6 separate regions of the Homo sapiens genome follow, and regions 1, 2, 4, 5 and 6 are each linked to region 3. Evidence: chromatin contacts called from ENCODE Hi-C or POLR2A ChIA-PET data. All regions are on one chromosome and are shown on one strand. The core of a region is the stretch at or near the end of the contact, and the rest is flanking DNA. Distances in the headings are between cores, read along the strand shown. Region 1 overlaps ACSL1 (acyl-CoA synthetase long chain family member 1). Region 2 holds the start of CFAP97 (cilia and flagella associated protein 97). Region 3 holds the start of ING2-DT (ING2 divergent transcript). Region 4 holds the start of ACSL1 (acyl-CoA synthetase long chain family member 1). Region 5 overlaps LINC02427 (long intergenic non-protein coding RNA 2427). Region 6 holds the start of UFSP2 (UFM1 specific peptidase 2).

Region 1 (3,900 bases), core at 429-2,928, 1.3 Mb before region 3:
GGGTCACAGGTGATGAGCCTACCCGCACACCATGCTGACAACCTGTAGTAAAGGGAGAAAGGAGGATTTGGTGGCAGACGGGGCATGTGTGGGGTACATGTCCTGTGAATTGGCCAAGGGAGTTCACTGCTGCTGGGTGGTGACCAGTCACATAGGGGTTCTCCCTCGCTTGGCCACTGGAAGTTAAATAGAAGGTGTACCTGGGTGACGGCTGGTGTTGGCGTAAAGCACACTGGACCATTGAATGAACTTACTGAACAGACCATTTGAAATGAGATTTCACCAGTCAGCCATGACTTGGGAGTTAGTGAGACTTCATTGCTTGTGCACTTCCAGTAAAGGTGTGATTGTGCTCTCCTTAATAATGTTGCATCTCTTGGTGCCCCAGTTTTATGAAGGATACGGACAGACAGAGTGCACTGCCGGGTGCTGCCTGACCATGCCTGGAGACTGGACCGCAGGTATGGCTGTAGGAGGCTCCTTTTTGGAATTTTGTTATTCATACTGGGTTATTGGTATGTCTGGAATTGGGTTAATCACTGACTGGTTCATTAACCATCTTAAACAAAAGTGCTATGTTTCTGATCATTAGGCTCTGGGGGCAAACACTCTTGTAAGTCAGGGCACTGTGGGGAGAACACCTCCTGCAACTGAGGGGTGGCGCTGGGGATCTGACTGTAAAGCTGGTGGCAGCAGAGACTTGCCTAGACTCTACTAGTGACATCTGAGAGGGGCCCTGTGTTCCAGATTGAGAGTGTCTGGCCCAACAGAGCTTCCTAGTAATTGAGTAGGGTCTCGTTATTTGCTGGTCATTTTAAACAACAAATAGTTATTGAATTTGTACTGTGTGCTGTGCTAGGTGTTGGGACTACCAATAGGAATAAATACAAGTCCTTTTTCTCAAAAAGTCATTTCTCAAAAGGAAAAAGGAGGAGGACAAACAAAAATAATTGAGCATCTGTCATGGGTAAGCCTCTGTGATGGGTGCTTAGGATGTACCTAATGTCAGTGTAACCCCAACAGTGTCCCTGTGAGATAAGTTCTGGTACTTCTCAGAGGAAATTATAGATTGTTGCTTAAGTAACACATAAATGATGTATGAGAATTTACGCGGCATTATGCTTTGGAGCCAGGATTTCAACCCCGGCCTGACTGCAGAGCTTCTGTGCTTCCTCTGTGTCACCTGAGTAGTAAATTCTACACTGTGATAAATAAACTTCCCAGCTTATTTGGAGTATTATAAGTATTAGCACCATTTAGTAACATATATTCTAGAACCTAGCACTGTCCACTAACATCATTGTCCTGGAATTAACGCAGACAGTCTGTGAATCTTCTTTATGGTATTTGTTTAATTTTTAACCTCAGTTTCCTTAACAGAGAATTTGGAATACTGATCTCTAGAAGCTCAAATTATTAAAACATAGGAAGAATTATTTGTGATATCTAATGTGATATCTAACATATCTAATGTCTGTTGTTGCTGCTTTTGGAAAAGACAGCCCAGTCTTAACAGCCTTTGGCAAGAGAGTTAAGTTAGCTGTAGAAATAAGCACTGTCCCGTCTTAGTAAAAACTGTAAGACATGCTTCTTCATACGCAAGGAAATAAAGGCCGTGTTGATCAGAACCAGGTGGTGCGTGAGGTTTGCCAAAGCTGCATATGTTCTCTCTTCTTACAGAGAACAGGATGCTAAGAATTCTGTGTAAGATGAGTGCAAGTAATGGGTGGGGGCGATCGGAGGGTGGAAGCCGAGTGAAGGTTTGAGAGAGGCTGCTTCCAGGTGTTTGTAGGAACCTTCACATAGAGGCCAAATTACTCATAAATAACTCAGAGCATCACACTTGGAAAAGGTCCTGAAGACACTAAATATGTTCTTCCCTAGTCTAAGAATAGACTCTCTTAAATTATACTAGGAAGAGAATGGCTGTAATTGCAGAAATCAGAAGTTTATCCCAGCCGTTTTTCTTATGTGGAATCCTGTTTGCTATCAAAATAATTTGACCTGAGGTTATGAGTAGTTCCCTTAGGAATGACCATTTGCTTATTTAATATACAGGCCATGTTGGGGCCCCGATGCCGTGCAATTTGATAAAACTTGTTGATGTGGAAGAAATGAATTACATGGCTGCCGAGGGCGAGGGCGAGGTGAGTGAAAACCGTCAGTCATTTTCCCTCGCTGCCATTTCCTGTGATCGCTGGCCTTTGCGAATGCTGTGGTATTTCCCAACAGCTCAATAAAGCCATTGAACTTGACTTCATTGGTGATCCTGGAGTCTGCCAGGCTTCTTTCTGAGGGTACATTTATGTTCAGCTCTCGGGGAGTGGGCAGGAGGGACACTGATGCCTGTCTTCCTCTGCCAGGCCTCATAGGGATTTGGGCTGGAGAGCCTGCAAAGAAAGGCCCGGTGGCCTCAGTTCCTGGGACGAAGGTCCTGCCTGTTGATTGCCCTGGGTACCTATTAGTGAGCTGCTGGCTGCTGGATGGGAAGCCTAATTACTTAAAAGTGATTTCATCCCCTGCGGGGCTTTCCAACAGCTTTGAGCCAGAACCTAGGGCAAGCATTTGCCCTACAAATCGGCCAGAGCTGAGGTAATTCAGGAAGGGAAGTAGGGGCACTGGAGATCTCTCGCAGACCCTGGTGGGGCTCTGGTAACTCCCTCTGCATCCTGGAGTTTAGGGCTTCCAGCTAAAGGTTGGGGCAGACACACACGTACACACATGCACACACCAGTTTTCTCTGGAAAAACCCCAGTAAATGCTGTTCACTGATGATCTTCTTTTCTTTAGGTGTGTGTGAAAGGGCCAAATGTATTTCAGGGCTACTTGAAGGACCCAGCGAAAACAGCAGAAGCTTTGGACAAAGACGGCTGGTTACACACAGGGGACATTGGAAAATGGTTACCAGTAAGTTGCCGCCTCCTCAGGTCACAAACAGTTCAGTTCCACTGTGGGGAAGAAAATGTCTTATCTACTGTGCAGCTGCCATGTGGCAGTGGCACCCTGAATTTTCTCTTTCCCTTCCTCCTTGGTGAGTGGTATGATGTAGACTGTTCCATTTCCTGCAGGGGACAGGGTTACACTTAGCATCCTTGGTTGGATTTTCACTTTCACTTCAGCGAATATGTTTTGTTCTGATGCTTTTTTGTTTCTTTGTTGTGTTTTTGGGGTTTTTTTTTTTTGAGACGGAATCATGTTCTTGTCACCCAGGCTGGCTGGAGTGCAATGGCGTGATCTCGGCTCACTGCAACCTCCACCTCTCGGGTTCAAGTGATTCTCCTGCCTCAGCCTCCCAAGTATCTAGGATTACAGGTGCCCACCACCACACCTGGCTGATTTTTATATTTTTAGTAGAGACGGGGTTTCACCATGTTGGCCAGGCTGGTCTCAAACTCCTGACCTCAGGTGATCCACCCGCCTCAGCCTCCCAAAGTGCTGGGATTACAGGCGTGAGCCACCACCGCGCCTGGCCCGTTTTGATGCTTAACATCAATTCTGGTTGTTGCTTCTCAACCGGAATACAAAGAGACAGTGGCTTTTTTACAATATCCGTACTGAGCCGTGATGTTGAGGCCTCAGTTAAATAAGATCTGGGGGAAGTTGTGGTAGACTTCCAGCAATGTAGGATGGGTAAGGATTTGGGAATAAATGTGTTTCTTAGGTTTGTCATCTCATTAAAAATAGGGTGTTTCACAGATTAGGCGAACTCCTTGAATTTAGTTGAATGTAGTCTCAGAACCATTTACTGTAGAGAAATTCTGAAGAGTCTATCTTAAGAGTGAGAAGCTTGTGCAAGAAGCCTGACCTGTCCTACCTGTTGGTTTGACCAGTAATCTGCTGTTTCGAAGTTATTATGATGCTGATTGCAAGCCCTAAAATTACAAATATAATTTTTATTAC
Region 2 (3,636 bases), core at 600-3,099, 1.7 Mb before region 3:
ACAGTTTGTTTATTTATTTAGAGACAGGGGCTTGCTCTGTCGCCCAGGCTGGAGTACAATGGCGTGATCTCAGCTTACTGCAACATTTCCCTCCTGGGTTCAAGCGATTCTTCTGCGTCAGCCTCCTGAGTAGCTGGGATTACAGATGTGCACCACCACACCTGGCTAATTTTTGTATTTTTAGTAGAGACGGAGTTTCACCATGTTGGCCAGGCTGGTCTGGAACTCCTGACCTCAGGTGATCCGCCCACCTCAGCCTCTCAAAGTGCGGAATTACAAACGTGAGCCACCGCGCCGGGCCAACCACAGTTTAACAACTATCCCTGGAAAGTGGTGCCAACACAGTTTTATTAAGCACTTTAAAAGAAAGTGAAATTCTTGCTTTTTTTTTTTTTGAGACACAGTCTTACTCTGTTGCCTAGGTTGGAGTGCAGTGGCACGATCTCGGCTCGCTGCAACCTCCACCTCCGGAGTTCAAGCGATTCTCCTGTCTCAGCCTTCCGAGTAGCTGGGACTACAGGCTCACGTCACCACGCCCAGCTAATTTTTGTATTTTTAGTAGAGACAGTGTTTCACCATATTAGTCAGGCTGGTCTTGAACTCCTCTCAGGGGGCCCCACCCGCCTCGGCCTCCCGAAGTGCTGGGATTACAGGGGTGAGCCACTGCGCCCAGCCAATGCTGTCTTTTAGGCAACAAAAAGAGAATTGATTATACTTTTGGTAATTAAGACCAACAAGTACAAAATGCATTGTGAAGGACGAAAATAGACAATCCTTACTGGAACTCCCCGGGACAGGCAGGGTAAGACCCATATTTCCTACCCTTCTTTGCACTTAGATGTGAACAATATTTATTAACTACTGGATTGTATACCATTGCTGCTATAACAAATTACTACAAATTCAGTAGTTAAAACAACACAGGTGTATTGTCTTACAGTGCTTAAGGTATTAAGTCTAAAATCAAAATTTGCAGGCTCTAGTTCCTTCCTGAGGTTTCAGGAGAGAATCCGTTTCCTCCTTTTGCAGCTTCTACCTGCACTCCTTGGCTCATTGCCTCTGACATCACTCCAACCTCTAGCTTCTGTGCTCACAGCTCCCACTACTGACTTTGAACTTCTTGTCTCCATCTTATAAGGACCTTTGTGATTCCATGGGGTTCACTGGATAATCCTGGTTAATCTTCCCATTTTGATCCTTAATCACATCAGCTAAATCCTGTCTGCCACATAAGGTGACATATTCACGTGTTGTGGGGACTAGGAGGTGCACATTTTTGGGGTGCCATCATCCTACCATACCTGAGAGTTCAACGAGAAGTTATTGTATTCAATATATTCTGCAGAGATCATTTTTACCTTAGATTGTTTTAACTACCCACCTCGTTTACCACTCGGCAAAGGTCTTTCCATTCTGAAACCAGCCTCTGGTCCACAGAACTAACTAGTGGTATGAACTGAAATTTGCTGATAGAAAATATCACAAACACACAGCCGCCGTTCTTTTTTATTCTTGGTTTGGTAGAGAATTACAAGATAATCAAGGCAGCTTTCCCTATTAACGCACGAGAACAACGGGGCCTACCCGCGCCGCCCTAGGCAGCCGGGAGCAGCAGTAACGCCTCTAGGGCGCCATGGCAACCACGCGGGCTGGACCGCCTTCTTCCGCGGCTCTTCTAGTGTGCGCGTCCCTGGCCCGGCCTCCACTCCGCCCGCGTGGAGCCCCGGCCTGGCCGCCTGCCCGCCGCGCTCTGTGACGCCCGCCGCGAGGGCCGCACGAGGCCCGGCGTGCGCCCCCGCCTCTCCCGAAGCGCCGGGCCCCACGCCGCCCCTCCTTTCCCTTTCCGCTCTCTCCGCCTCCGGAAGCGCGGGCGCGCGGCGCCGGGAGCCCGTTCAGGGCCGCGGGAGTGCGCCAGCGCCGCGCGTGGGGCTGTGGTGGCCGCGGCTCTCAGGTGAGGGGCGCGCGAGCGGCTCCTGGCTCCCTGCTCGCGGGGCGCCCGCCACGCTCCTTTCCGTTCGCATCCGTCTCCCCGCTCCGGAGCCCAGGCGGCGGCGAGTACTCGGGGTGGGTTTAACGAAGCCTGCGCGGACGGTGGGAGACCGCGCCCCCACGACAGGGGCGCCCGCGGCGGCGGGTCGCGGCGCCGTTCCACCCCGGTCCCCTGTGAGAATGGCGGGTCCCGCCCTCTCGCGCGTTCCGGGTGGCTTTGAGGGTCAGGATCAGCCCTAAATTGAGATTGGGCCGCGACCACATGCCGGGCCCTGACGACTTCTTCCTACTTGTAGGGACTCGAACCTAACCCACGAGGCCCGAGGGGTTATCTGCCTTCCGGGGACGGTAGGGGATGTAGACAAGAGCCTAGCGTTCCTGGAAACAGGTGTTTAATTTGGGCCGGGATTTTCATGTACCCAATTGGGCATCTTGTTGGAGGCCTACTGTGCTGTTTAACTACAGAAATGTATTGTCACAGTAACAAGATGACAGTTTAAAAAGTGCCCGGTGCTTTTCTGTGTATTTTCCTGATGTTTGGTGAAAGCATTAGTCTTGTTATTGCTGGTCTGTAGGACCTGGCAAGTGGGGCGTGCCCAGTGACTCTCAGGCAGCTTTGATAAAAACTTACCTGTCTCTTTTTTTTATTTTTATTTTTTGAGACAGGGTCTCGCTCTGTGGCCCAGGGTGGAGTGCAGTGGCACGATCATGTCTCACTGCAGCCTCCCAACTCCTGGGCTCAAGCGATCCTCCTGTCTTGGCCTCCCAAAGTCCGGGGATTACAGGCGTGAGCCATGCCCCTCCTGGCAAAACTCTGTCTTGATTGAGCACCAAAGGGTTGTTATGGTCTGATGAACTATCCTTTAATTTTATCCTTTCCTAGTCTGTTGTAAAGAGAATCTTAACTACTTTATTAAGTCATTTTTCTTATTCTCTGGTAAATTGAATCACTTACCTCGTAGTAAATGTTATCAAAAGAATTGCTCAGTGGATGGGATTGTTGGGTAAATTTTCCTGTAAATTAAGTCACATGAGTGTCGAAATCTTTACAGTAACTCTGTTGGATATTATTAACTAAAATTTAAACCTGAAAAGTCTCACAGGCACCGGACTATGCACCAGGGCGCATGAACTGTGACCACTTAGGGAGGCAGCTGGCTTCCAGCTCTTGGGGACTGCATGACCTTATCATGGAAATGCAGATAAAGGCATAGTTGTGGTTTGTGCTTCCGGAGGGGTGGGGGAAGATGGCAGGAAACTATCAAGGAAACTGGGTTGAAACCCGGTGATTTTTTTTGTTTGTTTGTTTTTTGAGATAGGATCTCACTCTGTTGCCTAGGCTGGAGTGCAGTGGCCTGATCTCGGCTCACTGCAGCCTCAGCTCCCAGGTTCCAGCGATTCTCCCACCTCAGCCTCCGGAGTAGCTGGGACTACAGGCGAGAGCTACAACGCCCGGCTAATTTTTGTATTTTTTGTAGAGGTGGGGTTTGGCCATGTTGGCCAGGCTGGTCTCAAGCTCCTGGGCTCAAGTGGTCTGCCTGCCTGGGCCTCCCAAAGTTACAGGCATGAGACTGTAACATGAGCCACCGCACATGAGCCTCCATGCCCAGCCACACACATACAAGGCGATTTTTCTACCCTCGTGGG
Region 3 (4,247 bases), core at 35-2,534:
CGGGGTGGGGGCGAGTGAGGTGGGGAAGCGCGCCCCGCAGACCAGCGGGAGCCCGGCCGCTCACTCCCTCCGACCCTTGCCCGGCTGCAGTCCCGGGCCGGGGCCGCAGGGTCTGCGGCACGGGGCGGGCCAGCGCCTGAACAAATGCTTGCTGCTTAAAATGGCTGATTCCCCTCAGCGGCAGCTGCAGCCGCTGGGTCTGCAGCGGGGGCTGACAAGCGGCCCCCACCCCCACTCTGGGGACCCCAGAGAAGTACTCGCCCACCGCGGGGCCACGGAGGGCCGCCAACCCGGTCTCCAGTCCTCCCAGTCCCGCTCGGCAGACCCTCGGTGCGCTCGGGGAGACTGTCACGGGAGAAAGGGAAGGTGGCACTCCCCCGGACAGGCTCCCCGCCACCGGCTCCCGAGGCCGGCAGCCCCGCGGCTCCTACCTTGATATTTGTTGTCCAGCTCTCGCAGCACAGACACGTTCCTCTGCATGTCGTGGGGCAGCGACTCCACGCACTCAAGGTAGTCCTGCACGTAGCAGGTGAGCAGCCGGCTCCGCTCCCCGGTCAGGAGCGCGGCCGACGAGTACAGTTGCTGCTGCTGCTGCCCTAACATCCTGCCGATCCGCGCCGTCGCCGCCGCCTCCGCATCCAGCAGCCGCACATGCACCGGCCGCGGCCGCCGCGGGCCCTCAGCTCAGCAGCCCGGCGCCGCGGGGACCCCGCAGCCGCTCGAGAGGGCACGGCCGCGCTCCCCGATCTCCACTCCCCCCAGAGCAGCCCTCACTCCCCGCCCCCGCAGCACCAGCCCAGGGGCGGGGCGAAACCGGGGCTCCCTCCTTTCTCCCCTCCCGCTCCAGGACCGGAGCAGTGGGGATCCCCTCGGCGGGGCCGGCGCCGGGGTCCCGGGCGCTGACACTTCCTGTCCCCCTCGGAGTCCCCAGATGCTACGAGTGCCGTCTCGCAGCCCGGATCCCCATGACAAGCCCGTCGCCGCCCGCCTGTCCCCAGTCACCCTCCGTGCCTCACGGAGAGCCTCCCGCTAGCCTGCCCCCGCCCCTCCGCCCGCGGCCGCCTCTGCGCCTGCGCAGCGCTCCCTGCGAATAAGGCCGGGGCCCGCCCCTACCGCCTACCGGAGGGTTCGCATTCTCCCGCCTTCGCTCCGCCGCCCGGGCGATTGGTCTGCCGGCTCTGGGCTAGCGGGGGAGGGTGTGGGGGGCGGCCAAACGGCAGGCCGCGCCCCGCCCCCCTTAAAGGGGAAGCCCGGGGAGCCAGTCTCTGCGCCTCGCGTCTGAATGGGACCCGGGAGGGGAGGCGGCTCGGTCCTTCGTGCCGTCCTCCCCGCTGGGAGGGGCAGCTCCAGCTCCGCTCGGCTCGCTCCGCCCGGCCACACCGGCTTTTTCCCCATCAGGCGGTCCGAGTGCGGCTCCTCGCGAGCCTGCAAAGGAGCAGCAGGCGGTTCCTTTTCGGACGACCTGGAGCGAGGCCTGCGGGACTGCGCGCCCCGGCGGGCGGCGTGCGGCTCCCGGCATGCGCGGCGGCTGCGTTCCCGCCGCCTCCGAGCTCGCCTGGGGCTGCCGCCCGCCTCCTGCCGGGCCCTCGGGCTCGCCCGGCACCGCGGGGCTTGATCAGGGAGGTAGGCGGTGCTCCCTCCGGCCCCCGGCGTCGTGTGCCCTGCGGGTTTCGTGGCCCTTCCCCTACGCTGGAATCTTCTGTGTCATTTAGGGGGAGGGGATGCGGGACGGCATCTGTTTGACAACGCATTGGTCCCACAGACAGCCTTTAAAAACAACTGCTTTTGGGGGGTGTCAGAACATTTAAGCACAGGACGTCGGTGAGGCTTCCTGGCGGAGTGGGGCACACGCCAGCTTTACGGGACTTTTTGCTCAGTCCTGCCCCAGGACTGCAATCGGAGGGGACCTGGGGCATGGAGGAGACGCGAGTGAAAACCTAGTCAGCGGGCGGGCCCTCGGCCCCATAATCTACGTGATCTCCTAGTGGGGTTTAATTTCGGTGTAGTGTAAATGAGATGTCAGGCAGAGGAGCTGATTTTAATTACAGATGGACATTTTTGAAAGAAATGGGTGCAAATAGAATGAATGCATGGATAATTTTAATGGAATGCCTATGTAAACAAGGCCAATTGTGAGTACTACCTTTGAGTTAAAATGTGAGTGAGTGGTGACAAATTTGGATCTTCTTAGATCCAGTTTGCAGCGTTGGTACACCTGAATGGTGACCTATTTAGAGCACTTTTGAAACAGCTGTTAATAGTAACTAGCCTTTGACTTGCAAAGAGAAATCTAGATCTTTATCTAGAGGAAATTTTAAATTTCAAACCAAAATAAAGCACTCCAGGCAATTTGACATCTTGGGACGTCAACTATTTCAAAGGACTGGGAAATTGTCTTGGGTTATTATCCTAGGACACTGAGGTTTGGGCCAGTATTAAGCAACCCAGACAGTACAGTGGATAGTATTTCTGAGAACATTCTGGGATTTTACTGTTCGTGAAATCTTTCGGCCGGGTCTTGTCAAAAAACCGCCACTGTGAAGAACTGAATTTTACTGGTTTTTACTTGAACCCTGCTATTTTTGTTTTCTCACAAGTTTGAATAAGCTGGTCTTTATCAAAGGCGCAAAATAATGTGGGGTGCCTTGTTACAGGTCAGACACCGAATGTACCTATGGATTTTATTCAGTCTGATAAGTGATCTGCAAGTAGATAAGAAATGTGTTTAGAAACTAGAAGGGGAAAAAGGCAAAGATGCAGAATACCTAGAGTACTCCAGAAACAGAGCAAGATGAGAGGAGGGATGAGCATGGGATAGGAGACATTTATAGCATTATTGTCACCTTTTATAATTCTGTTGAACAGGCTGGTAAAAAAGCAAAAACAATCCAAAGAATATTTTAGCTGGTACTGATCTAAAACTGTAAAACACTGTAATATGATAATATATGTATATGTATGAATTATTTTAGGCATGCTTTTCTTGCTATATTTATTTTAAGAGATTAATCTACGGCTTATTCTTGCCACCCCCAAAAAAAATCGCCACAAACCCTAAACCCAACTCTTGACCTTGGTTATTGAGCGCTGTCCTTCCCTTCTGAGTGGTCACTTAACTGGAAATATGGGGCCTCTTCAGATTGAATTTCTTGTCTTCTAAATGCAAAATTTAAAATCTCCCGTTCTCAGCAACTAGAAATTAATTTATGGTATTTAATCCTGTGAATAAAGCAAAAAGGCATTTTATTTGCTCTACAGTGTATTATCTACCATAAAGCAACCCTAAAAAAAAGATAAGTAACTGATCTCCCCAAATTAGTCTGGGATTACCTTGAATTTCTAAGTCTGACTTTAAGAGGTCCCTGGCAGGAAATGTGTACGCCTCCGTACCTGTCTCTTGGGGAGAGCAACAACTTCAAACTGGTTGAAAACAAACTGGCAAGTAATGGTGAAAGATTCCTAAAGATGCCTGCTGAGAAAATTCAGCTTCTGTTTGAGTCAGATCAAATAAATGAAATCCTTTTCTTTTTTCTACTTTTTAATATTTTTAAACTTTTATGGAAATTTTCAAAGGCAAAAGTAATACTACAATAAATCCTTATATACCGTCTACCCAGCTTCAACATTTAGCAACATATGGCTAAGATTATTTAATCTATAGCCCTTCACATTCCCTCACTCTTGCTGGATTTTTATCATTTTATCTGTAAATACTTTAAATATGAATAATATGAATAGGTAAAATATAATAGTTGTTTTTTGTTTGTTTGTTTTTGAGACTGAGACTTGCTTTTGTCGCCCAGGCTGGAGTGCAATGGGGCGATCTTGGCTCTTTGCAACCTCCGCCTCCCAGGTTCAAGCGATTCTCCTGCTTCAGCCTCCCAAGTAGCTGAGATTACAGGTATGTGTCACCATGCCCAGCTAATTTTTGTATTTTTAGTAGAGAGGGGGTTTCACCATGTTGGTTAAAGCTGGTGTGGAACTCCTGACCTCCAGAGATCCGCCCGCCTTGGCCTGCCAAAGTGCTGGGATTACAGACGTGAGCCACCATGCCTGGCCAAGATAACAGTTTTTTAAGCATATCCGTAATACCATGTATTCTGCCTCCCCAAATTTTCTTACTATCATTTAATAACTACACAATTCAAATTTTCCTATTGTCTCAGTAAATCTTTCACATTTGGTTTAACAGGATCCAGCAAATCCCATGCATTTTATTTGGTTACTGAGGTCTTTTCCAAACCAGT
Region 4 (4,193 bases), core at 977-3,476, 1.3 Mb before region 3:
TGTCACCCCCACATTCCCCAAGTTCATATGTTCAGGGGTTTGTTGTTGTTGTTGTTGTTGTTTTGAGACAGAGTCTTGCTCTGTCTCCCAGGCTGGAATGCAGTGGCGTGATCTTGGCTCATTGCAACCTCCACCTCCCTGGGTTCAAACAATTCTTCTGCCTCAGCCTCCCGAGTAGCTGGGACTACAGGTACGCACCACCATGCCCCGCTAATTTTTTTATTTTTAGTAGAGACAGGGTTTCACCATGTTGGCCAGGCTGGTCTTGAACTCCTGACCTCAGTTGATCTGCCTGCCTCGGCCTCCCAAAGTGCTGGGATTACAGGCATGAACCACCGTGCCTGGGCATTCAGGTATCTTAGAATGGGACCTTACTTGGACATTACCTCATGATTACAGAGGTCATCAAGTTAAAATGAGGCAATTCGGGTGGGCCCTAGTCCAGTATGACTGGTGTCCTTATAGAAAGAAGGGATTTGCACACACACACCACAGGGAAGATGGTGTGAGGAGACATAGGGAGAAGATGGGCATCTGCAAGTCAGAGTGGCCGGGCACACATGCTCTTTCATGGGCCTCGGAAGCAGCCAGCCCTCCCACGCCGTGATTTTGTACTTCTAGTCTCCAGAACCAGGACAGACCATACATTTCGGTTGTTGAAGCCACTTAGTGTGTGGTACTTCGTTCCAGCAGCCCTTGAAAACAATAGACCACAGAACTTGGGAGGTGCCTGCAGAGGTTCTGGGGCTGAGGGACCGGTTGGAGAAGAGGAAAAAGGAGAGGCAAAGATGACAAAATCACGGATGGGGAGGCGAGATCTGGACAGAAAAACCAGGGATTAGCCAAGCGGGAACCAGTGAAAACGAACGTGGAGTCCATTTTTTCTAGATCTGGAAGATGGAGATCTAAAAGGACTGAGCTGCTAGAGAGGTTGCTGGTGTGTGCGTTGTCCTCACCCCACTGCACCACTGCGCCCAGCACACTGTGGGAGACACCCAGGGAAAGTCCTTCAGTTATTTGTGGGAGTGAACTGCAGTGTGGCTGAGGCCTGGAGCGAACCACGGTCAGTTTCCCCTGCCTGCAGCCCAGGCATAGCCCTGCGTTGGTTGTGCCCACACTCTGGGGGCAGCCTGAGTGCCAAGTGTGGTACTGCTCTCACTAGCATTTAACCTCTGTGCCCCAGCTTCCTCTTCTGTGAAAGGACAGTAATGACAGTACCTACCTCACTGGGTTATGAAGATTAAATAGAATAATGTGTACGCAGTGTTTGTAGCAATGCCTGGCATCAAGCACTGGGTAAACAGTATCTATTATTATCAAAGGCCTTTACGACAACAATCATTCTTCAAACGGCCCTCCAGCGAACGCTGGGCGCAAACTCCACGGTAACGGGGACCAATGTTGTTAGAGGTTGAGGTTCCTGGTAGGTCCCAGGTGCTAAAAGGAAGAGCAGCCTTTGGGATGTGAGCCCGAAAACCATCGTGTTGGCTTCTGAAGCCCCAAGATGGGCATGGCAGGGACGCGGAAGCCCTCAGAACCGCGGAAGCCCTCAGAACCGCACAGCAGGTGGCCGCCGTGGTGCAGCGCGCAGTCGGCCCTCAGCTCCCCTGCACCGGCGCGAGCTGCGGGCGCTGCCCACGTCAGGCTCTGCAGACACCAGACAGAAAAGGTCTTCCGGCCAGGGAGCGTGGGGGAAACCCTGTGGGGCCGCGCCCGTCAGTGTCAAGGAAAAACGGAGAGGAAGGCCCTTGCCTCCAGGGCCCTCGCAGCAGAATTCTGCCCGGCCTGCCAGGAGGCCAGCGGGGCACGGGCTGAGGGTGCAGGATCCGGAGGGCGCCGCCCGCCCCTCGGGCATCGCGGGGCCCAGGGTCCGCGGGGCCTCTGAGCTGAGGCGGTCCAATGTACCCTTTGTCCTTCCTCAGATTCATTATGAAATCCGAGGCAGTCTGGGCGACTCCAGCGGCGTTCGCCCGCCGCAGCCTCTCGACCGCCGGCCACCCGCCAGCCACGCGCGCCCAGACAGGAGGGCGGCCGGGCGCTCGGCGGGGCGGGGCCTGCCGGGGGCGGGGCCTGCGGGCGGGGCGGGGCCGCGGGAGGGCGGGGCCGGCGCGGCGAGCGCACCAGCAGCATCCTGGCTCAGCCGCGGCGGTGGCGGGGGCGCAACCAGCGGGCCGAGGCGGCGGCGCCAGCGGCGCCTTAAATAGCATCCAGAGCCGGCGCGGGGCAGGGAGTGGGCTGCAGTGACAGCCGGCGGCGGAGCGGCCGGTCCACGGAGGAGGTGAGTGCGCCCGCCGTGCGGAGCCGCGCCTGCTCCCGCGGCGGTGCCCGGGCCCCGGCCGAGGCGCCGGCTGACGTTGCCCTTCAGGGCCGAGCCCGGAGCAGCGGCCGCCGCGGAGGCGCGTGAGCCACCCCAGGCTCGTGGGGCCGCGCCGCCTTTCCGGCCTCCTGCCCGCGGCCCCGCTTCCCTCGGCAGCCGGAGGCCTCCGGGGTGCCCGTGCTGCCGCAGCTTCCTGTGTCTGAGTCGCGGGCGGCGCGGGCGCGGGGCTGGTGCGCGGCCGGGGATGCGCGCGGGACCGACCCTTGTGTGTGCGGCGGCGGGGACCGGCCCGGCGAAGCAGCCGGAGGCCGCGCTTCGGCTGGGAGGAGGTGGCCCAGCTGGGCCGCTGACGTTGCCCTCGTCCGCGGCCCCCGCCTGCCCAGAGGCCGGGCTCGCGGGCGTTCGGACCGCGCGTGGGGCGAGACTGCACTCGCGCCCGCTGAGATGCCGGCCCCACGCAGCGCGGCGGCACGAGGCCCACAGGCAGCTCAGAGGCCGCTGCCAGAGGCAGACATTCTCTCGGTGACTCCAGAGGAGTGCCCGTGGCCCTTGCACTTGGCCGTGGAGTCATTGATCTAAGGAGTGCTGGCATTTTTTGAAATTGAGAAGCAAAGATGATGTCTGTCACCTGGCAGCGTAGACGGAGAGTGGCGGTAGATGACTTGAATGGACACGTGGATTCGAGTCTGGGGACAGGCGTTCCCCCAGTCGGTGCGTTGTGAGAGTGTGGAAACCCCTTCCCCACTCAGTCCAATTTCAAGGTTATGGAGCATAATTAAGAGTGACCATTCTAAAAGCGTTCTCTAGTGCCCTGGCTAAGACTTTTAAGCTTCTTGGTGCAGGAGTGTCTAAAGTCCCGCGACTCTCACTGCCCTGTCTTTTATTTTCTTGACCTTTGATTAGCGTTGAGAGAAACTGGTTAAATCTTGCAGTTTCTGCCACCCATTTCACAACTTAACCTGTGATTGTCCCAAAGAAAACAATTATTGGCTTCTTGCTAGCAAAAAAATCAAAGGCTTCCGGTTGATTGTTTCTTTCTTTTTTTTCTTTTTTCAAGTGGACGTGGAAGGTTAGGCTGGCTAAAACTTAAAGTTTGAGTTGTAGGTCTGTGCTGGGTAGGCTTGAGAAGATGGAGCTTTTTAAGGAACCATTGCTCGCCATCAGATTGGAGCCAGACAGTGCAGTGTGATATAGTGGAAAAGGACCAGGTCTTGGGAGACTTACTTTCTTGTTCTGACTCAACTCGGAAAACACCTCCCTAGTCTGAGGCCCCCCTCCTTATATTTGTGAACAAACTGCATTAGACTAAAATCTTTCACGAGTCCAAATTCTGCGACTAGAAAAATAAACTTGTTAGCCGCACACCTTATACCTCTCCCCTTTAAAACAGACATATTAAAGACTTCTGTTTTCTGAATTTACTGTAAACAGAATACTTAAAAAAAAATTACCCAGACAGGCGTGGTGGCTCACTGTAATCCCAGCACTTTGGGAGACCGAGGCGGGCAGATCATTTGAGGTCAGGAGTTCGAGACCAGCCTGACCAACATGGAGAAACCCTATCTCTACTAAAAATACAAATAATTAGCCAGGCGTGGTGGCATGCATCTCTAGTCCCAGCTACTCGAGAGGCTGAGCCAGGAGAATCGCTTGAACTCAGGAGGCAGAAGTTGTGATGAGCTGAGATCCCGCCACTGCACTCCAGACTGGGCAACAGAGCAGGACTCTGTAAAAAACAAAACAAAACAAAAAATTACCCTTCCCCACAATTATAAGCATTTTGGCATATTTCCTTCCTGTCTCTGTTGTTCCTATTTTGGCAGTATTTTTATTGTTATCGCAGGCAGCCTGACTGAAAAGAAATCTGGGCTTCTAA
Region 5 (3,752 bases), core at 616-3,115, 1.0 Mb before region 3:
TTTATGTATCCACTCTGGGGTTCTTAGAAGTAACCTGTTGGGGAGCTACCATGGCATCGGCTCACTCCATTTTAACTAGAACCAGATCCACAAGCCATTTCTTAATTTTTGAGATGTTTGCCATTTGGAGAGGCTGGGAATGGCAAACCATTTTTTTTTTTTTCCTTTTTTCAAATCCTGCAAGTCCTGCCACCTTTATATTTTGCCATGGGTTCCTTAGCTCATATCCATTCTCTCTTATTTTTTATTTATTTTTAATTTTATTTATTTACTTTTTTGAGATGGAGTCTCTCTCTGTTGCCCAGGCTGGAGTGCAGCGGCGCGATCTCGGCTCACTGCGAGCTCCACCTCCCGGGTTCACGCCATTCTCCTGCCTCAGTCTCCTGAGTAGCTGGGATTACAGGTGCCCGCCACCACAGAAGGCTAATTTTTTTTGTATTTTTAGTAGAGATGGGGTTTCAACATGTTAGTCAGGATGGTCTCGATCTCCTGACCTCCTGATCTGCCCGCCTCGGCCTCCCAAAGTGCTGGCATTACAGGCGTGAGCCACCGCGCCCGGCCTACTCATTTTTATTTTTATTTTCATTTCTTTTTATTTTTTTTCGAGACGGAGTCTTACTCTGTCGCCCAGGCTGCAGTGCATTGGTACGATCTCAGCTCACTTCAACCTCTGACTCCTGGATTCAAGCAGTTCTCCTGCCTCAGCCTCCCAAGTAGCTGGGATTACAGGCGTGAGCCACCGCGCCCAGCCTATTTATTTTTATTTTTTATTTTCATTTCTTTTTTTTTTTTCGAGATGGAGTCTTACTCTGTTGCCCAGGCTGGAGTGCAGCGGTACAATCTCGGCTCACTTCAACCTCTGACTCCCGGATTCAAGCAGTTCTCCTGCCTCAGCCTCCCACGTAGCTGGGATTACAGGCGTCCGCCACTAGGCCCTGATAATTTTTGTATTTTTAGTAGAAACGGGGTTTCTCCATGTTGGCCAGGTTGGTCTTGAACTCCTGACCTCGTGATTTGCTCGCCTCGGCCTCCCAAAGTGCTGGGATTACAAGTGTGAGCCACCGCGCCTGGCCCATTCTCTCTTATTTTATTGTGGCAGCTAGAAGTTAGGTGGCCCGTGTGCCTGTCAATTCCCTCCACTCAGTCATACAGCTCATTGATACATTTTCTATTTTCCAAGTTATCTTGGGTTTCAATGTTGCTAAACTTCCCACCGCTACACAAACCTGTCTTCCTTCTTCCAGGTTTCAACAATATTTTCATCATATTTATTGAAGGCCTCACTGACAGACTTCTCAAGGCCCCTCTACCTTCTATTCGCTGCCTGGCCCCAAAGCCAGTGCCACACATTTTAGGTTTTTAACTGCAGCAGCACCTATGATGTTTCCAAAATCTGTATCATTAAAGTTTGATCAGAGAAGCAAAACCACCTTGAGCAAAACAAGGAATTTATTAAAGAGATTAGGATACACATTGTTATGAAAGCTGCAACCTGCTGCCCCTGTGTCCAGAAGTGGGCCTGAAGTCAGCAGGGCTGGCAAATGGATGTGCAGTGGGAGAGAGTAGGCGTGAGCTGCACCTGCAGGGAGGAGATGGAACTCCTGTGGATGGACTGAAACTGATGTCTTCCACGTCAGCCTCTCAGGCCTCCAACACTCCAGCGCTGATGATGAAGATGACCTGCAGAGGAGCTGGTGCCCTTCACCATGGAATTGCTCATAAACCCAAGATTCAGTGAAGCTGAAGAAGCAGTTCTGGTGGGAGCTGGAGGAACTGCAGGCACAGCTGCTGCCCTGTACCAATACATTGAGCCAGTGGCTGCCTGGCATTGTGTGTGAGCCACCACAGCGCCTGGCCCTACACAGACTTTGACTGTAAATATGACTGCTGTTTCACTTCTGCCTTCCAAATTTTGCTCAGATTTTCTGAGAAACATAGTTCAGCTTAGGTACATTGACACAGTACAAAGCCACCGCAGTGGCTGGTTAGGGAGGGATTATGAATGCAGGCTGAGAATGCACGGGAAGCGTTTGTCTATTTATAGAGTAGGTACCATTCAAGGATTTATGTGAATCAGGTGCAAAGAACTCACACAAAGATGGGGAAAGTTAGTACTTAGAAATCAGTGATACTAGATAACCAATAAATAAAAATAAACTTATTTTTAGAAAATAAGAAAATAGAAAAGCTTTAATAAAATAGTATTGGGCCGGGTGCAGTGGCTCACGCCTGTAATCCTAGCACTTTGGGAGACTGAGGTGGGCGGATCACCTGAGGTCAGGAGTTCCAGACCAGCCTGGCCAACATGGTGAAACCCAATCTCTACTAGAAAAAACCACAAAAATTAGCTGGGCGTGGTGGTACGTGCCTGTAATCCTAGCTCCTCGGGAAGCTGAGGCAGGAGAATCGCTTGAACTCAGGAGGTGGAGGGTGCAGTGAGCCAAGATCGTGCCATTGCACCCCAGCCTGGGTGACAGAACAAGATTCTATCTCAAAAAAATAAAAATAAAAATAAATAAATAAAATAGTATTGAAATGGTGAATAATACTATTTCAGCACATCCTAAACAGATCATGCAGATAGTAAGAGGTTTTCTGCATGAGTTTGCTAGGGCTGCCGTAACAAAACACCATGGACGGGAGCTTTAACAACAGAAATTGATTTCTCACAGTTCTGCAGGCAGGGTGTTCAGGACCAAGATATTGGCAGGCTTGGTTTCTCTGAATCCTCTCTCCTTGGCTTGCAGGTGGCTGTTTTCTTTTCTTTTTTCTTTTTTTTTCTTTGAGATGGAGTCTCACTCTGTCACCCAGGCTGGAGTGCAGTGGCGCAATCTCAGCTCACTGCAGCCTCTGCCTCCTGGGTTCAAGCGATTCTCCTGCCTCAGCCTCCTGAATAGCTGGGATTACAGGTGCCTGCCACCACGCCCAGCTAATTTTTGTATTTTTAGTAGAGATGGGGTTTCACCATGTTGATCAGGCTGATCTCAAACTCAGGACTTCGTGATCCACCTGCTTCGGCCTCCCAAAGTGCTGGGATTACAGGTGTGAGCCACCACGCCCGGCAGCTTGCAGGTGGCTGCTTTCTTGCTGTGTGTTCACATGGTCATTCGTCTGTGTGTGCACACGTGTAGTGTCTGTGTCTGTGTCCTAGCCTCCTCTTCTTATAAGGACACCAGTCAAACTGGATTAGGGCCCACTTTCCTGACCCCCTTTTACCTTAATTCCCATTTTAAAAGGCTTATCTTCAAATACCATCACATTCTAAGGTACTGGGGGTTAGAGCTTCAATATGTGAGTTTTAGGGAGACACAGTTGAGCTCATAACATTTTCTATAGAACAATCAAGTTTGAGACATGCCACATGCTATATTTTCTTCTTGGAAATTTGCAAGGTATATATGCATATGAATGACTGTGCAAAGTCCTGGAAAACATCCAGTATTCATCTTTCACACTCTCCCTGTTTGATCCATTATTTATTGATAACCTTCCACTGGCTTCCTTTATGCATTGGCTGAGTGCATTGAGCTGCCGCATGGAAATATGATCTGCCGGCTGCCGCTGGCAGTCAGGAAGGGAAGGTGGACATGGAGAGAGCAAGCAAAAGCTGGAGTCTCAAGGAGATGAAGTGGAACCCAGGGCTGTATCTCATTAGAGCGCATGTTGGCCTCTCATCACTTCCAGGCCTCCGGCTTTGAAGATGCTCGGGGAGTTGCTTTGGAGGGCTACGTGGAGAGAATGGGATTGGTAAG
Region 6 (3,897 bases), core at 1,325-3,824, 1.9 Mb before region 3:
TGCAGTGGCATGTTCTTGGCTCACTATAACCTCCGCCTCCCAGGTTCAAGCGATTCTCCTGCCTCAGCCACCTGAGTAGCTGGATTACAGACACGCGCCACCATGCCCAGCTGTTTTTGTATTTTTAGTAGAGACAGGGTTTAACTATGTTGGCCAGGCTGGTCTCGAACTCCTGGCCTCAAGTGATCCACCCACCTCGGCCTCCCAAAGCGCTGGGATTACAGGCATGAGCCACCGCGCCCGGCCAGAAATTAATTTCTAATAGTAGACATGTTATTTTTAAAAAGGAAGAGGCCCAAGGAGCTAAGAATACTTACCTCTATCCCATTCTAAAGTTTTTAAAGCACCAATTATGAGCTAAGCACTGGGCATACATAAGTGAAGAAAACAAACATTGGGTTAGTCCTCACAGTTTGTAATCCAAAGTAAGAACCATTTTTTTTTTTTTTTTGAGACAGAGTTTCGCTCTTGTAGCCCAGGATGGAGTGCAATAGCGCGATCTCGGCTCACTGCAACCTCCGCTTCCCAGGTTCAAGCGATTCTTCTGCCTCAGCCTCCCAAGTAGCTGGGATTACAGGCGTCTGCCACCACGCCCAGCTAACTTTGTATTTTTTAGTAGAGACGGGGTTTCACCATGTTGGCCAGGCTGGTCTTGAACTCCTGACCTCAGGTGATCCACCTGCCTCGGCTTCCCAAAGTGCTGGGATTACAGGAGTGGGCCACCGCGCCCGGCTGGTAAGAACCTTTTACCTTAAATTTATTTATTTCTTTGCTTATTAAGATGGAGTCTCGCTCTGTCGCCCAGGCTGGAATGCAGAGGCGCTATCTCAGCTCACTGCAACCTCCGCCTCCTGGGTTCAAGGAATTCTCCTGCCGCAGCCTCCCAGGTAGCTGGGACTACGGGCACCTGCCACCACGCCCGGCTGATTTTTGTATTTTTAGTAGAAACGGGGTTTCACCATGTTGGTCAGGCTGGTCTCAAACTCCTGACCTCAAGTGATTCACCTGCCTCGGCCTCCTAAAGTGCTGGGATTTCAGGCGTGAGCCACCGCGCCCGGCCTTTTACCTTAAATTTAAAGCAAGCTGTTTGAGTGCCTCTCTGCAAGCCTGCCTGAAACTGGCTCACCTGAGCATGAATCATTGCTAATACGTAACACCAAAGGGGCAAGTGAAGATTCATTTTAAACTGAAACATAACTAAATACAACGCCCTTCCCCACATCCTACCTCTTCCATTAATCAGAGATGCTTTAAAACCAAACTTCAGTCAAGATTTAGTACTTTCATTTACCTTATATTTCAAAGCTCCACGGCACAAGGGCAGGAGCTGAGACAGGTTCCTCCCTCTCACGGTATCCCCGCATCTGCGCAGCTCCCGGCACACAAGCGAGCCAGGGAGGAGGGAGGGAAGAAATTCTTGCCTAGAACTTTCCCATCACTTAACTTTTTTCTTATTAATTTTTTTTTTTTTTTGAGACGGAGTCTCTCTCTGTTGCCCAGGCTAGGAGTGCAGTGGAGCTGTCTTGGCTCTCTGCAGCCTCCGCCTCCCGGGTTCAAGCGATTCTCCTGTCTCAGCCTCCCGAGTAGCTGGGACTACAAGCACCCGCCACCATGCCCGGCTATTTTTTTTTTTTTTTTTTTTTTTTTTTTTTTTTTTTGGTATTTTTAGTAGAGACAGGGGTTTCACCATTTTGCCCAGGCTGGCCTCGAACTCGTGAGCGCAGGTGATGCGTCTGCCTTGGCCTCCCAAAGTGCTGGGATTACAGGCGTCAGCCACCGCGCCCGGCCCGCCACTACTTAACTCTTATTGAGCAACATTTACAAAATTATTCATTCACTTATTTAACAGATATTCTGCAATCCCCTTCGGGGCAAGCTTGCTGGTAGAAACTAGAAACAGATTTAAGAAGGCATAGATGCTGCCCGCAAGGAGCTTACAATCTATTAGACAAGAAAATAGAGCATAGCCGAATTATGGCACGTTCCCTTGCAAAAGGTACGGATGGAGCGTCAGGAGAGGTGAAGAAGGGGCAGAAAACTGGAGGAGGTGATGAGGAGTCTGTTTCCCAGAGAGGAAACGGAGGCTGGGAGGTGGCAGGTATCTAAGGGGCAACACCTGGCGTCCGCGAGGACCAAGTCACCTTTCTTGAGGACACCCACTCCGACAGCCGAGATCAGGTTGCCCCAGCTCGTCCAGGTTGCCCCAGCTTGTCCACGTTAACTGCGCTGCGGGAGCGGCGAGGGTTCCCAAGCGCGCGACACGCCTGGGCTGCGCAGCGCCTCTGCACGTTCCACCACAGCTGGCGTTTATTGTGTGATGTGTTGCCCCGGGTACGGGAGAATCCATTCCAAGCACGCTGTGGGAGGATACGAGGAGATTCGAATCCGCATCGAAGAACACACAGAAGGATGTGTGAGCTTCTGTAGGACAGAAAAGACTTAACTAATAGAATTTACCAAACATAAGTCTTCGGCTACCCGCCCCGCCTCGCCGTCCGCGAGGGACTGCGGTGTGGTACGCTCCGTGACGTCATGCCGCCGAGCATGTCGGGAGTTGTAGTTGGTCCGCCCGGGCCCCGCCCCTGGGCCGTGCGGTGACACCACTTCAGGGCCGGCCCCCGGAACTTTTGGGCAGGCGTCAGCGCCCGTGTCACCGCCACGTCGCGGACATGGTGAGTATCTCTGCTCGTCACCGACCCCTGTGTTTTTCCCCGGACTTTGGCAGCCGCCACGAGCGGGCTTCACAGCGCCTGAAAGGAGCTGGTCCTGCCGGGGTCCAAGATGGCAGCTGCGAGCTGCGTGGGCAGGGCGGCTCTCCAGTTCGCCTGTCTCCGCGCTGGGCCGGGGGGAAAGTGCCCTACACAAGTGTGCACCCCGCCTCGGCCACCTTGGACACGCACCCCCTGCTACTTCTCTGTGTGAAAGTATTTTGAGAGACTTCGGCGTTTTTGAAGCCTTGCAAGAAGGGCTTAACCTGGGACAGGCGCAACTTTCTTCGGATATTATATTCCCCTAGTTCCCGTGGTATTTCCCTCCCCTGGTTTCTCTCCTGTCTCATTGCTCAGCAAGGTTCTCCAATCCCTATCCTAAATGGTGGTGCTCTTCAGGGACGCTTTACACCCTATGCGTTCTCCTAAAATTTTATCTCTAAGTTAGACCTTTCTTCTGAGCTCCAGACCCACAAATCTGCTAACCGTGCCTCCACTTGGATAGCTCATATGTATTTCAAGCTCAGCAAGTTCCAAACTGAGCATTTCCACTTCCCCACAGCCCACACCTGCTCTTCCTCCAGGAACCCCCAACTCTGTAGATGGCACCACCATACATCCTGTTGTGCCTGCCCAAAACCTGGAAATCATCCTTGACATCTCCCTCTTCTCAACTCCCCGACATGCAGTCAATAATCAAGTCCTATAGATGCTACTTCTAAATGTCTGTCTGTTGTCACTGTCGCCACTCTTACCATCCTTGGCCTTGAGATCTATCCATCTGGGGTAGTCACCTAAGTGGTCTTTTAAGCAGATCTTCACTCATCGATGGCCCTGCCTGGAATGGGCTATTGCACCTTCACTCACCCTTCAGATCTCAGCCTCAGTATTATTTCTTCAGAGAGTATCTCAGCTAATTCGGAAGTCTAGGAAGACTAGTGCTTTTATGAATGATGTCTTGTGGAATCTTCATAACAACCCTGGGAAGTTGTGTATTTTTCCAGTTTTACAGAAGAGAAACAGACTTAAGTGATAAGTTAAATTGTGTAAAATTGTACAGTAAGTAGCAGAGTTAAAATTTGTTCTTTCCTGTCTAACTTTTATCTTCAGTATCTTTAAATATTTTTTATTTAAATGGGTACATACTAGTTTGTTTGGTAGTATTCTTTATTTAACTGATTTCTTATTA

What was found. Hi-C counts contacts between places; a loop is a spot of excess contacts on that map. ChIA-PET counts read pairs that join two places held with the same protein, here RNA polymerase II (POLR2A). Pooled maps may share reads with other maps.
Region 1: a pooled map shows a loop between it and region 3 (6-fold over the local background). The contact joins the enhancer-like site here to the promoter of ING2-DT in region 3. A Hi-C loop is called at or near these places in 4 of 50 pooled maps.
Region 2: a map of CD8-positive, alpha-beta T cell shows a loop between it and region 3 (24-fold over the local background). The contact joins the promoter of CFAP97 here to the promoter of ING2-DT in region 3. A Hi-C loop is called at or near these places in 11 of 168 maps with a recorded cell type or tissue (B cell, CD14-positive monocyte, CD4-positive, alpha-beta T cell and 6 more), 10 of 37 single-sample maps with no recorded cell type and 22 of 50 pooled maps. POLR2A ChIA-PET finds 5 or more read pairs at or near these places in 2 of 52 experiments (T-cell and naive thymus-derived CD4-positive, alpha-beta T cell).
Region 4: a map of CD8-positive, alpha-beta T cell shows a loop between it and region 3 (8-fold over the local background). The contact joins the promoter of ACSL1 here to the promoter of ING2-DT in region 3. A Hi-C loop is called at or near these places in 2 of 168 maps with a recorded cell type or tissue (CD8-positive, alpha-beta T cell and ascending aorta), 15 of 37 single-sample maps with no recorded cell type and 18 of 50 pooled maps.
Region 5: a loop to region 3 is called in a pooled map, with 4 times the contacts of the local background. The contact joins the enhancer-like site here to the promoter of ING2-DT in region 3. A Hi-C loop is called at or near these places in 2 of 50 pooled maps. POLR2A ChIA-PET finds 5 or more read pairs at or near these places in 2 of 52 experiments (HEK293 and HEK293T).
Region 6: a map of CD8-positive, alpha-beta T cell shows a loop between it and region 3 (25-fold over the local background). The contact joins the promoter of UFSP2 here to the promoter of ING2-DT in region 3. A Hi-C loop is called at or near these places in 3 of 168 maps with a recorded cell type or tissue (B cell, CD8-positive, alpha-beta T cell and naive thymus-derived CD4-positive, alpha-beta T cell), 2 of 37 single-sample maps with no recorded cell type and 12 of 50 pooled maps. POLR2A ChIA-PET finds 5 or more read pairs at or near these places in 1 of 52 experiments (T-cell).

What each region holds. Positions count from the first base shown.
Region 1 is chr4:184,761,414-184,765,313 of GRCh38, reverse strand. ACSL1 (acyl-CoA synthetase long chain family member 1) reads left to right here. Exons shown (of 21, transcript NM_001995.5): 15 at 389-461; 16 at 2,059-2,147; 17 at 2,791-2,907. Among named protein-coding and RNA genes, the nearest start is that of CENPU, 29 kb to the right of the region's middle. Within about 2 kb of position 1,678, at least 8 of the 41 ENCODE cell types and tissues checked have a DNase peak (open chromatin) inside an H3K27ac peak, as active enhancers do.
Region 2 is chr4:185,202,213-185,205,848 of GRCh38, reverse strand. It overlaps CFAP97 (cilia and flagella associated protein 97), which reads left to right and starts at 1,849. Exons shown (of 5, transcript NM_020827.3): 1 at 1,849-1,951. It also overlaps a transcript of SNX25 not described here. RefSeq lists enhancers at 697-786, 897-1,006 and silencers at 1,766-1,937, 1,547-2,316.
Region 3 is chr4:183,501,552-183,505,798 of GRCh38, reverse strand. ING2-DT (ING2 divergent transcript) reads left to right here and starts at 1,284. Exons shown (of 3, transcript NR_033995.2): 1 at 1,284-1,623. It overlaps ING2 (inhibitor of growth family member 2), which reads right to left and starts at 741. Exons shown (of 2, transcript NM_001564.4): 1 at 432-741. The coding sequence starts at 603. RefSeq lists silencers at 1-399, 620-1,659.
Region 4 is chr4:184,824,001-184,828,193 of GRCh38, reverse strand. ACSL1 (acyl-CoA synthetase long chain family member 1) reads left to right here and starts at 2,226. Exons shown (of 21, transcript NM_001995.5): 1 at 2,226-2,278. It overlaps LOC105377587 (a long non-coding RNA gene), which reads right to left and starts at 2,023. Exons shown (of 3, transcript XR_939564.4): 1 at 1,223-2,023. RefSeq lists enhancers at 1,048-1,327, 1,498-1,547, 1,154-1,657, 2,908-2,977 and a silencer at 1,778-2,737.
Region 5 is chr4:184,504,869-184,508,620 of GRCh38, reverse strand. LINC02427 (long intergenic non-protein coding RNA 2427) reads left to right here. Exons shown (of 3, transcript NR_147158.1): 3 at 1,245-2,161. Among named protein-coding and RNA genes, the nearest start is that of LINC02427, 31 kb to the left of the region's middle. RefSeq lists enhancers at 1,548-1,757, 3,597-3,752. Within about 2 kb of position 1,865, at least 6 of the 41 ENCODE cell types and tissues checked have a DNase peak (open chromatin) inside an H3K27ac peak, as active enhancers do.
Region 6 is chr4:185,424,641-185,428,537 of GRCh38, reverse strand. It overlaps UFSP2 (UFM1 specific peptidase 2), which reads left to right and starts at 2,574. Exons shown (of 12, transcript NM_018359.5): 1 at 2,574-2,672. The coding sequence starts at 2,670. It overlaps CFAP96 (cilia and flagella associated protein 96), which reads right to left and starts at 2,284. Exons shown (of 8, transcript NM_001114357.3): 1 at 2,142-2,284. RefSeq lists enhancers at 2,271-2,630, 2,701-2,810.